Regions from separate parts of the Homo sapiens genome. Here region 1 is linked to region 2. A link is an interaction called in ENCODE POLR2A ChIA-PET data of the cell type or tissue named here. Cell type or tissue: PC-3. All regions are shown on one strand. Links, peaks and the distances in the headings refer to the core of each region. The heading gives the core; the rest is flanking DNA.

What was found. ChIA-PET counts read pairs that join two places held together with the same protein. Peaks named below come from ENCODE experiments on the same cell type or tissue, not always from the same donor. Only the 100,000 strongest peaks of a DNase experiment are listed, where the experiment ranks them.
Region 1: POLR2A ChIA-PET joins it to region 2 with 13 read pairs; 4 of 35 experiments call an interaction of 5 or more read pairs at or near these places.

Annotation. Positions count from the first base shown.
Region 1 is chr1:21,321,430-21,326,736 of GRCh38, forward strand. It overlaps a transcript of ECE1 not described here. Among named protein-coding and RNA genes, the nearest start is that of ECE1-AS1, 31 kb to the left of the region's middle. RefSeq lists enhancers at 555-1,374, 2,288-2,848. In PC-3, for the core only: a CTCF peak has its summit at 677; a DNase peak (open chromatin) is centred at 3,292; H3K4me3 peaks cover 1,305 bases; H3K27ac peaks cover 4,032 bases.
Region 2 is chr1:21,203,017-21,208,385 of GRCh38, forward strand. No RefSeq gene overlaps it. Among named protein-coding and RNA genes, the nearest start is that of EIF4G3, 29 kb to the left of the region's middle. In PC-3, for the core only: no CTCF peak of the experiment used is centred there; a DNase peak (open chromatin) is centred at 3,245.

The DNA of each region.
Region 1 (5,307 bases), core at 308-5,307, 120 kb after region 2:
AAGAGGGTCTGTTGGGGACCTAGGCCTGACCACAGGAAAGACAATTTCCAGTGCAGTGGCCCATGGGTGCCTTCACAAGTAATCAATATGGAATGAGCACCTACGGTGTGTTGGGCCAGGCACCAGGCTTGTCATGCACTTATTATCTTTCTCCATTCTTTCTGCAGTCCTGTCACACAGGATTGATTGATTGATTGATTGATTGAGATGGAGTCTCGCTCTGTTGCCCAGGCTGGAGTGTAATGGCGCAATCTCGGCTCACTGCAACCTCTGCCTCCCGGGTTCAAGCGATTCTCCTGCCTCAGTCTCCGAAGTAGCTGGAATTAGAGGCACGTGCCACCACACCCGGCTAATTTTTGTATTTTTAGTAGAGACAGGGTTTTACCATGTTGGCCAGGCTGATCTCGAACTCCTGACCTCAAGTGATCCACCCACCTTGGCCTCCCAAAGTGCTGGGATTACAGGCATGAGCCACCGTGCCCACCCTATTTTCATTTTAGAGAAGGAGAAACTGAGGCTGAGAGAGGGAAGAATGCTTCCTCAGGATCTAAGACCGCTTGGAAGGGGCCAGTTGGTGTGATTCCCAGGTCCGAATGAAACAGAGCTGCGTCCCCGGCCACCCTTTGGTCTGGTCTTGTCTCCCTCCTCCTCTGCCTGAAGCTCCCTCACTGCTGCCCCACCTGGCTCATGTCAGGAGCTGGAACAACTTCTGAAGTCAGCATTATATGCCCCTTTTACAGATGAAGAAACAGGGGCTCAGAAAGAAGTGGCAAGGCGGCTTCTCAGTGAGATGGAGTGGGGATGGGGGTGTGGATAAAACCAGGAGACCCCACACCCCACCTGAGCCCGGAGTGCAGCTCCCTCCCTAACGGCTGGGGACAGGTCAGTGCCACCCACCTCTAGCAAATGCTTCCATTCCCACAACCATGGGCACCTTGTGGAGGACTTGGTAGCCCTTAGCCCAGCAGACGCCCAGGCAGCCTGGCTGCACAGTTGCCATGGAAACACCAGTGGGTTCTTTGGGGGCAGGAGAGCAACCAGCCCTTCTCACCTGGCCAGTGCAAGGCGCAGGCTGAGGCACAGGTTGGGGCTGTGCCAGGCCCCCCACATGTGTCACACTCCAGGGCCCCAGGCCTGTGACCAAAATGGCAGTGCCACTGCTGGCATAGGGGATGGGGACACCAGTGTGGTGGCACTGTTTGGCCCTGAGGGGTTGGAAGTTGATCTAACCACCTAGCTGGGGAAAAGGACAAGAAAACCCAGCGATGGAGAGGAGAGGCACAGGAAAGGGGGCAGACAGACAAGGGCCTCTTGTCAGGAAGGACAAGAGGTTCTGATCTAGCACTCTGCTGAGAGAAAGAAACGGGGAGGCCGGGAAGGGAAGTGGGCATGGCCCCCGGAAGAGGACGCACATGGATCCGCCCTCTGCTGGAATTTGTGCATGTTTGGTGAAAACCCCTCACTGGGGCTTTGGAGGGAGGGCAGGTCCCAGGGCTCAGGGGTTGGGGTCATTTCCAAAAACAAGGCTGCTTACACTTTCCCAAAGCACCCACATGGCAGAGGAGAGTCAACCTGTGCCCTGGCAGGACTGAGGACACAGCTAAAAGCTGTGAAAAAAGCTTAAGTCTCATTTCCTTTTGAATCTCAAAAATTCATGCCAATTCTGCATTCTGCTCCAAAATAGTACCTTTTTATTTTATGATGCAAGTACCCTACTCTGATCCCCAGGGCAATCTCACACACTGGTATGAGAAGCTCAAATATAAAAATTAAGCATGAAACCTCAAGAGTGGATAAGCTGACCTTGAGGGCGTAGGTGGAGAAAGGCCCTAGCCTCCCAGAACAACACAGCTGGAACCGGCGGGGGGAGGGTTATGGATCAAAATACACAATAGCCCTGACTGCAGGCCGGATACTCTGCCAGGGGCTCACATCCATTCACTCATTCATTTTCCTCTTACCCTCTTTAAAATCGTGTGCCTACTACGTGTTAGCACTGTTCTCGACAGATATAGCAGGAAACAAAACAGACAAAATCCTTGCCTTTGGGCCAAGTGCAGTGTTCATGCCTGTAACCCCAGCACTTTGGAAGGCTGAGATGGGAGGATCACCTGAGCCTGGGAGTTCGAGACTGCAAAGAGCTGTGATTGTGCCACTGCACTCCAGCTTGGGTAACGGAGTGGCACCCCGTCCCAAAAAACTAAAAATAAAATAAAATAAAATAAAATAAAATAAAATAAGCCTTGCCTTCATGAAACTTATATGCTAGTAGGAGACAGAATAAATAAGACAAATCAAATATGCAGCATGTTAGACTGTGGGAGGGGCTAAGGGGAGCAATGAGGTAGTGAAGGGAGACAGAAAATGGGAGATGGGGGCAATTTTCTTTCTTTTTTTTTTTTTTTTGAGACATAGTTTCACTCCATTGCCCAGGCTGGAGTGCAATGGTGCAATCTCGGCTCACTGCAACCTCCACCACCCGGGTTTCAAGCTATTTTCCTGCCTCAGCCTCCTTGAGTAGCTGGGATTACAGGTATGCACCACCATGCCCGGCTAATTTTTTTGTATTTTTAGTAGAGATGGGTTTTTGCCATGTTGGTCTGGCTGACCTCAAACTCCTGACCTCAAGTGATCCACCTGCCTCAGCCTCCCAAAGTGCTGGGATTACAGGCATGAGCCACTTCACCCGGCCTGTTTTGTTTTTAAAGAGACAAGGTCTCACTCTGTTGCCCAAGCTGGAGTGCGGCCTTGACCATAGCCCATGCAGCCTCGACCATAGCTCATGCAGCCTTGACCTCCTGGGCTCAAGCGATCCTCTTGCCTCAGCCTCCCAAGTAGCTGGGACTACAGATGTGCACCACCACACCCGGGCTCATATAGCTTCTTAACTGGGTGGGCAGAGGAAGCAGGGGGCAGAGGCCCATCCCCAAGGGAGAAACCATCCATCAGTGCGGGACTGACAGGGACACTCCACCCACTCAGCCCAGTGTGCTTCTGTCCAGGGAGACTCCAACGGCTGCCACAGCTGTGGTTTACTGACTTCAGGTCTGACTGCCCTCTCCAGAGCTGCCCTAGAATCCCTTTGTCTGTGGCTGAAGTGTCCCTCAGAGCTGAGGAACAAGTTTGGAGAGGACCAGGAGGGGCTCTCCCCACCCCCGCCCCTTTCCCACATGAAGAGAAACATTTCAGGGTTGAAAAAATGACTCATTCTCCCCAGAGAGGGCTGGAGCTGAGCTGAGTCAGGCAGAAGGAGCCCGCGGGTCACTTAATCGGCCTCCCTGCTCTGGCAGAGATGGCTCTGGGCCCCAGGAAGCCAGGGACAAATGGAGGCGGAGGTGGCAGAGATAAGCAGCTAGTGGAGTGTGCCAGCCTCTCCTTCCCCAACCGAGTGTGTCACTGGGCGTCACCCAGCACTGCTCAAGTTGAACCTGATGCAGAAGAAAAATTCCTCTGGACTTTCCTGAACGAGCTTTATGGCTGACTCACTGCCACCTGGAGCCTGCAAGAAAAGTCACAAATCACGAAAGAAGGAGAAAAACAGTTCTCGTTAAGCCATGTCTTCAATGGAGGTATCAGAGGTCGCCAGGAGGAAAGCACACATGTTTTGTTGTGGGTTTCCTTCTCTAAAGAAACACGTTACACAATAGAGGGGGGTTGAGACTGGTTGCAAAACTGCAAAATCCAATTTTGTGTACTGGATTCAATTTCTTCATTAGCTGACACTAAACACAGAGACGGGGCCCTTGTGACTAGATGAACCATAAACTGGCTCCAGGACCACCAACCTGGTACCTGATGGCTTGTTTCTGCTCCCCACTCTTTCCCTCCATGCATCTTTCTCTGAGCTTCTGCTCAAGGCAGGTGCCAGGACAAGCCAGCGTCTCGAGCGGTTCCCCTTCAGCGGTGAGAAGTAACGTCACAATTAAGGGGCAAGAGGGGCCAGAGGACAGAACAGTGCCAGTTCCTCATCCAGATTGAAATTTGCTTCCAGCTGCCTGTCCCCACACCAGAAAGGGCACTCCCTGCTCCCCATGCAGGCTTCTCATCCTCTTTTGCTGGCCTCCTCCCTCCTCGCTGTCCCTGGTCTTTTTCAGCCACAAGCAAAACACACTCAGCCTTGAAGTCAGATGCTCTACAGAAGCCTGCAAAAACAGAGTCAGGAGTTGTGTGGCCTTGGCCGAGTCACCTCACCTCACCAAGCCTCAGCCTCCTCACCTATTAAATGGGGACACAATAGGACCCACTTCCTTGGAGCTGACTGAGGTATGAATTGAGTCAATGCATTCATTGCTCAGCACACAGCTTAGCTCAAAGTTAATGCTCAATAAATTGTGGTTCCCACCTCCTGCTCCACGGAGCAGACATGAAACAGGTACGAGAAGCAACGAGAAGGGGCGGCAGCAGAGCATCAACACACAGGGAGTCCTGCCTACTGTCCCGACGCCACCCAGAGGCTCAAGGGGTGCCCCGGCTGCTCTCCGAAGCTGCCGGTGGCACTTTCGCCAGCCACCTTGTTTCCAAACTTGCTGCCAGCTTCCCCTAGCGCAGTGATTTCCACAACGGAGCTCCCGGCTGTGGGAAGGGGGCTTTCTTTGACTTGTCCTAAAATGGCCTCACCTGGACCCAGTGGGGTGTGGGGACCAGGGGGCTGGGCCTGGACCTATGAGCATGTTTCCTGCCTCCTCTCAGCCCCCATCCTTCTGCCGCCCCACGTTCTCAGCCAACAATAGCTGCTTCCCAGACTCAGCTGCCACACAGCACGAGCTCCCTGAGCAAAAATACCCATGCGGGGGAGGGTGGGGAGGTACAGGAGGGGCCACAAATGGGGAGGGCTGGGAGAAGGGGTGGCAGGATCAAGCTTGTCTCTTGAGTGCCTACTGTGTGTCAAGCTGAGAAGGGTGAAGCCCCTGGGGGTTAGAGAAACCTGGGAGACCGTGGGGTGTGTGTGTCGGGGGTGCTGGTCTCTAAGACAGCAGAGCCTCCAGTCCCCAGAGAGGGATCAGACCCAGGTCCAGGGTCTAAGGGTGAAGAAGGGGTCCAGGGAGAAGAAGGTGCCTAAGCAGGAAGCAGGTCCTAGAACCTAGTGAGAAAAAAGGGGGGCCTGAACCCCAAAGAGAGATCCAAATCTTAAGGAAAATAGGGGCTCAGGTTCGAGGAGATGAGGTTCATAATAGGGGGGTTATATTTCTGGTTTCAGGAGGGGGATGGTTTGGAGCAGCGTAGGGAGGTGGGGCGAGGCCTGCAGAGCTAAGAATCCATTTAACTGAGCAGCATCTCAGAGGTCTTAGGTGCCAACTGGGGTGACAT
Region 2 (5,369 bases), core at 370-5,369:
TGTAATCCCAGCACTTTGGGAGGCTGAGGTGGGCAGATCAGAGGTCAAGAGATCAAGACCATCCTGGCCAAAAATTAGCTGGGTGTGGTGATGCACACCTGTATTCCCAGCTACTTGGGAGGCTGAGGCAGGAGAATCACTTGAACCTGGGAGGTGGAGGTTGCAGTGAGCTGAGATTGCACCACTGCACTCCAGCCTGGCGACAGAGAGATGCTCCATCTCAAAAAAAAAAAAAAAATTCTGATTACCCTGAAAGATAATTGACAATCTAAAGCAAAAATAACAGCAATGTGGGCTGGACTCAGTGGTTCATGCCTGTAATACTAGCACTTTGGGAGGCCAAGGAAAGAGAATCACGTAAGCTCAGGACCAGCCTGGGCAACACAGTGAGACCCTGTCTCTACAAAAAAAAAAATTAAAAATTAGCTGGATGTGCGGTGGTGCCTACCTGTGGTCCTAGCTGCTCAGGAGGCTGAAGTGTCAGTGAGCTATGATCGTGGCACTACACTCCAGCCTGGGTGACAGTGCGAAACCGGGTCTCAAAATAATAATAATAATAACAATGTATTGTTGATTTATAGATGTGGAAAAATACGAGCAGGGTGGAGATATAGGGGAGATATTGGTCAAAGAACAGAAAATTTTAGTTAGTAGGAGTAATTTCAAGAGGTTTTTTTTTTTTGTACATCATGGTGACTATAGTTAACAACAATATATTGTATACTTAAAAATTGCTAAGAGAGTAGATTTTTAAAGTTCTCACCACAAATAAAATGGTGTGAGAGGTAATGCATATGTTAATTAATCTGATGTAGCAGTTTCACAATGTATACACATATCAAAACATCATGTTGGGCTGGGCGCGGTGGCTCATGCCTGTAATCCCAGCACTTTGGGAGGCCAAGGCGTGTGGATCACCTGAGGTCAGGAGTTCGAGACCAGCCTGGCCAACATGGTGAAACCCTGTCTCTACTAAAATTACAAAAATTAGCCGGGCCTGGTGGTAGGCACCTGTAATCCCAGCTACTAGGATGCTGAGGTAGGAGAATCGCTTGAACCTGGGAGGTGGAGGTTGCAGTGAGCCGAGATCGCGCCATTGCACTCCAGCCTGTGGGACAAGAGTGAGACTTCGTCTCAAACAACAACAACAACAACAACAAAAAACCCCACCAACAACAAAAAAACACATCATGTTGTACACCATAAATGTATACAATTTTTGGCCTGGTGTGGTGGCTCATGTCTGAAATCACAGCTCTTTGAGAGGCCGAGGCAGGAGGATCCCTTTAGCCCAGGAATTTGAGACCAGCCTGGGCAACATGGCAAAACCCCTCTCTACTAGAAACACAAAATTAGCCAGGCATGGTGGCACACACCTGTAGTCCCAGCTACTCGGGAGGCTGAGGTGGGAGGAATACCTGAACCTGGGAGGCAAAAGTTGCAATGAGCCAAAAGCGTGCCACTGCCCTCCAACCTGGGTGACAGAGTGAGACTCTATCTCTAAATAAATAAATAAATAATAAATATATGACAATAATACACAAAAGATGAAAGAGATGAATTGTGAATATTCTTTTTTTTTTTTTTTTGAGATGGAGTTTTGCTCTGTCACCCAGGCTAGAGTGCAGTGGCACAATCTCAGCTCACTGCAACCTCTGCCTCCTGGATTCAAGTGATTCTCCTGCCTCAGCCTCCCAAGTAGCTGGGATTACAGGCATCTGCCACCGCCCCAGCTAGTTTTTGTATTTTTTAGTAGAGACGGGGTTTCACCATGTTGGCCAGGCTGGTATCGAACGCTTGACCTCAGGTGACCCACCCACCTTGGTCTCCCAAAGTGCTGGGATTACACGCATGATCCACCATGCCCGGCCAAGAAGAATCATCTTTTATGACACATGAAAATCATATGGAATTCAGATTTCAGTGTCCATAAGGAAAATGTCATTGGAACGTGCTGTCTCATTTGTGTATTGCCTATGGCTGCTTTTGTCCTCCAACAGCAGAACCTGGTAATTGTGACAGAGACAGAATAGTCTGCCAAGCCTAAGATATTTACTATCTGGCCATCTACAGAGAAAATGTTTGCCAACCAGTGCACTATGGGTCCACTAAGCAGAGATTCTGGAATCAGTGTTTTTGCTCAAGGGGTTAAAGGGCCTTCACAGGCTGGGCGCAATGGCTCATGCCTGTAATCCCAGCACTTTGGGAGGCCGAGGTGGGTGGATCATCTGAGGTAAGGAGTTCGAGACCAGCCTGGCCAACATGGTGAAAACCCATCTCTATTAATAATACAAAAATTAGCTGGGCATTGTGGCACATGTCTGTAATCCCAGCTACTCGGAAGGCTGAGGCAGGAGAATAGCTTGAACCCGGGAGGTGGAGGCTGCAATGAGCCAAGATTGTGCCATTGCACTCCAGCCTGGGTGACAAGAGTGAAAATAATCTCAAAAAAAAAAAAAAAAAAAAGGCCCTTGCAGGTTGGTTGGTTGGTTGGTTGGTTGTATGAAATGTGGACCCGAAGGTAAATGAGTAAATGAAGCTGAAATACCAGAATTGCCCTGCTATCCTGCAAAGAGAAGGATCCAAAGGCTTAGGGGGGTTGGAATGCAGAGTGCATTCTTCTTGGAAGACCTATTTACCCACTGTGGGAGGATCCAGAGGACACACCTTTCACCACTGTGGTGAATACATTTCTGAGAGGAGCTTCAGCATCCTTGAAGAGCTCTGTGGTCTTTTTCTCTTTTAGTTAGAAATTACGGTGGGGGCCGGGCGAGGTGGCTCACGCCTGTAATCCTAGCACTTTGGGAGGCCGAGGCGGGCAGATCACCTGAGGCCAGTAGTTCGAGACCAGCCTAGCCAGCATGGTGAAATCCCATCTCTACTAAAAAAAAAATACAAAAATTAGCCGGGCGTGGTGGCATGCACCTGTAGTCCCAGCTACTTGGGAGGCTGAGGCAGAAGAATGGCTTGAACCTGGGAGGCAGAGGTTGCAGTGAGCCGAGATCCTGCCACTGTACTTTAGTCTGGGCGACAGAGTGAGACTCCATCTCAAAAAAAAAAAAAAAAGAAAGAAAGAAATTACAGTGGGAATTGCTATAATTTCCCATTGAACTGGGATCCCTAAATACAATGTGGATAATGAGATCCTGGGATAGCAGGGGTCAAGTGGCAGTACTTACTTGCCAAAACCACAGTGCACAGGTACTGTAATGAACACAGAGCCAAAGTAGTAACCAGAATGATCTGACTCACAGAGACCTATGCATGCATTGGCTAGTTGATCACGGCATCCCTTGAAAAGAAGAATATGAGTAATCTATTAAAGTCTTTTTTTTTTTTTTTTCCAGATAGGGTCTCGCTCTGTCACCCAGGCTGGAGTGCAGAATCATGGCTCACTGCTGCCTTGACCTCCTGGGGTCAAGTGATCCTGGTGATTCCCATCACATCCCCATTCAACTTACCTATTTGGCCTGTGCAGAAAACAGATGAATCTTGGAGATTCATCTGTGACAGTGGATTATCGTAAACTTAATCAGACAGTAACTCAATTGCACGGCTGTTTCAGATATGGTTTAATTGCTTGAGCAAATTGGCATGTTCCCTGATACCTGGTATGCAGCTACTGACTTGGCAAATGCCTTTTGCTCCATCCCTGTCCATAAAGACCACCAGAAGCAGTTTGCTTTCAGCAACACCTTCACTGTCCTATCTCAGGGACATATCAACTCTCCAGTTATGTTTTTTTTTTTAAGATGGAGTCTCAGCCGGGCACCATGGCTCATGCCTATAATCCCAGGACTTTGGGAGGCTGAGGCGGGTGGATCACGAGGTCAGGAGATTGAGACCATCCTGGCTAACACGGTATGTATATATACATATACGTATATGTATATATACACATATATATACATACACACACACAAGCACACACACATATATATGTGTGTGTGTGTATATATATATGTATATATATATTTAGAGAGTTTCACTCTTGTTGCCCAGGCTGGAGTGCAATGGCACCGTCTCGGCTCACTGCAACCTCTGCCTCGCGGGTTCAAGCAATTCTCCTGTCTCAACCTCCCAAGTAGCTAGGATTACAAGCATGCACCACCACGCCTGGCTAATTTTGTATTTTTAGTAGAGACGAGGTTTCTCCATGTTGGTCAGGCTGGTCTCGAACTCCAGGCCTCTGGTGATCTGCCCGTCTCGGCCTCCCAAAGTGCTGGGATTACAGGTGTGAGCCACTGCGCCCAGCCACTAATTTTTTTTTTTTTTTTTTTTTGAGACAGAGTTTTGCTCTTGTTGCCCAGGCTGAAGTGCAATGGCACAATCTCGGCTCATTGCAACCTCCACCTCCTGGATTTAAGTGATTCTCCTGCCTCAGCCTAGCTGGGATTACAGGTATGTGCCACTATGCCCAGCTAATTTTGTAATTTTAGTAGAGATGGAGTTTCTCCATGTTGGTCAGGTTAGTCTCGAACTCCTGACCTCAGGTGATCCACCCGCCTCGGCCTCCCAAAGTGCTGGGATTACAGGCATGCGCCATCGCGCCTAGCCCCCGGCCACTAATTTTTATATATATTTTGTAGAGCCAGGGTCTTACTTTATTTATCAGGCTGGTCTCAAACTCCTGGCCTCAACTGATCCTCCCGCCTTGGCCTCCCAAAGTGTTGGGGGCTACAGGCAGGCATGAGCCACTGCACATGTCCTATTAAATTCTTACTTGAGCTGAATAAGCAGAAGAGTTATGGAATGAATGAAGTCTAATTTGAATCACCAAAACAGAGAAACATGGCCTCTCAACCAGTTTCTACACTTGACTTAGAGACCAGAATCCCTTGAATGAAAGGGAGGACAGATGCTCTAAGAAAGATCTACTACATTGCCAAAAACATATACCTTTAGTCTTTCTCCCAGTCTTCCCCAAGGGACCTGTGGCTATTTACCAGGGTGACTGCATATTGGGGAAAAGGAAGTAGTAAGACTTTCCAGGGATTATTGGACACTGGCTCTGAATTGACACTTTTTTCTGGAGACCCAAAATGTCACTGTGGTCCATCATCACAGTAAAGGTTTATGGAGGTCAGGTGATTGATGGGGTTTTAGCTCAGGTCCTACTTATGGTGGGCCCAGTGGATGCTCAGATCAATTCTGTGGCTATTTCCCCAGCTCTGGAATGCATAATTGGAATAGACATACTCAGCAACTGGCAGAATCCCTGCATTGGTTCCCTGACCTGTGGTGTAAGGGATATTATGGTAGGAAAGGCTAAATGGAAGCCACTAGAACTGCCTCTACTCGCAAAATTAGTAAACCAAAACCACTCTGCATTCGCAGAGACTTCAGAGATGAGTACTCCATCACGGACT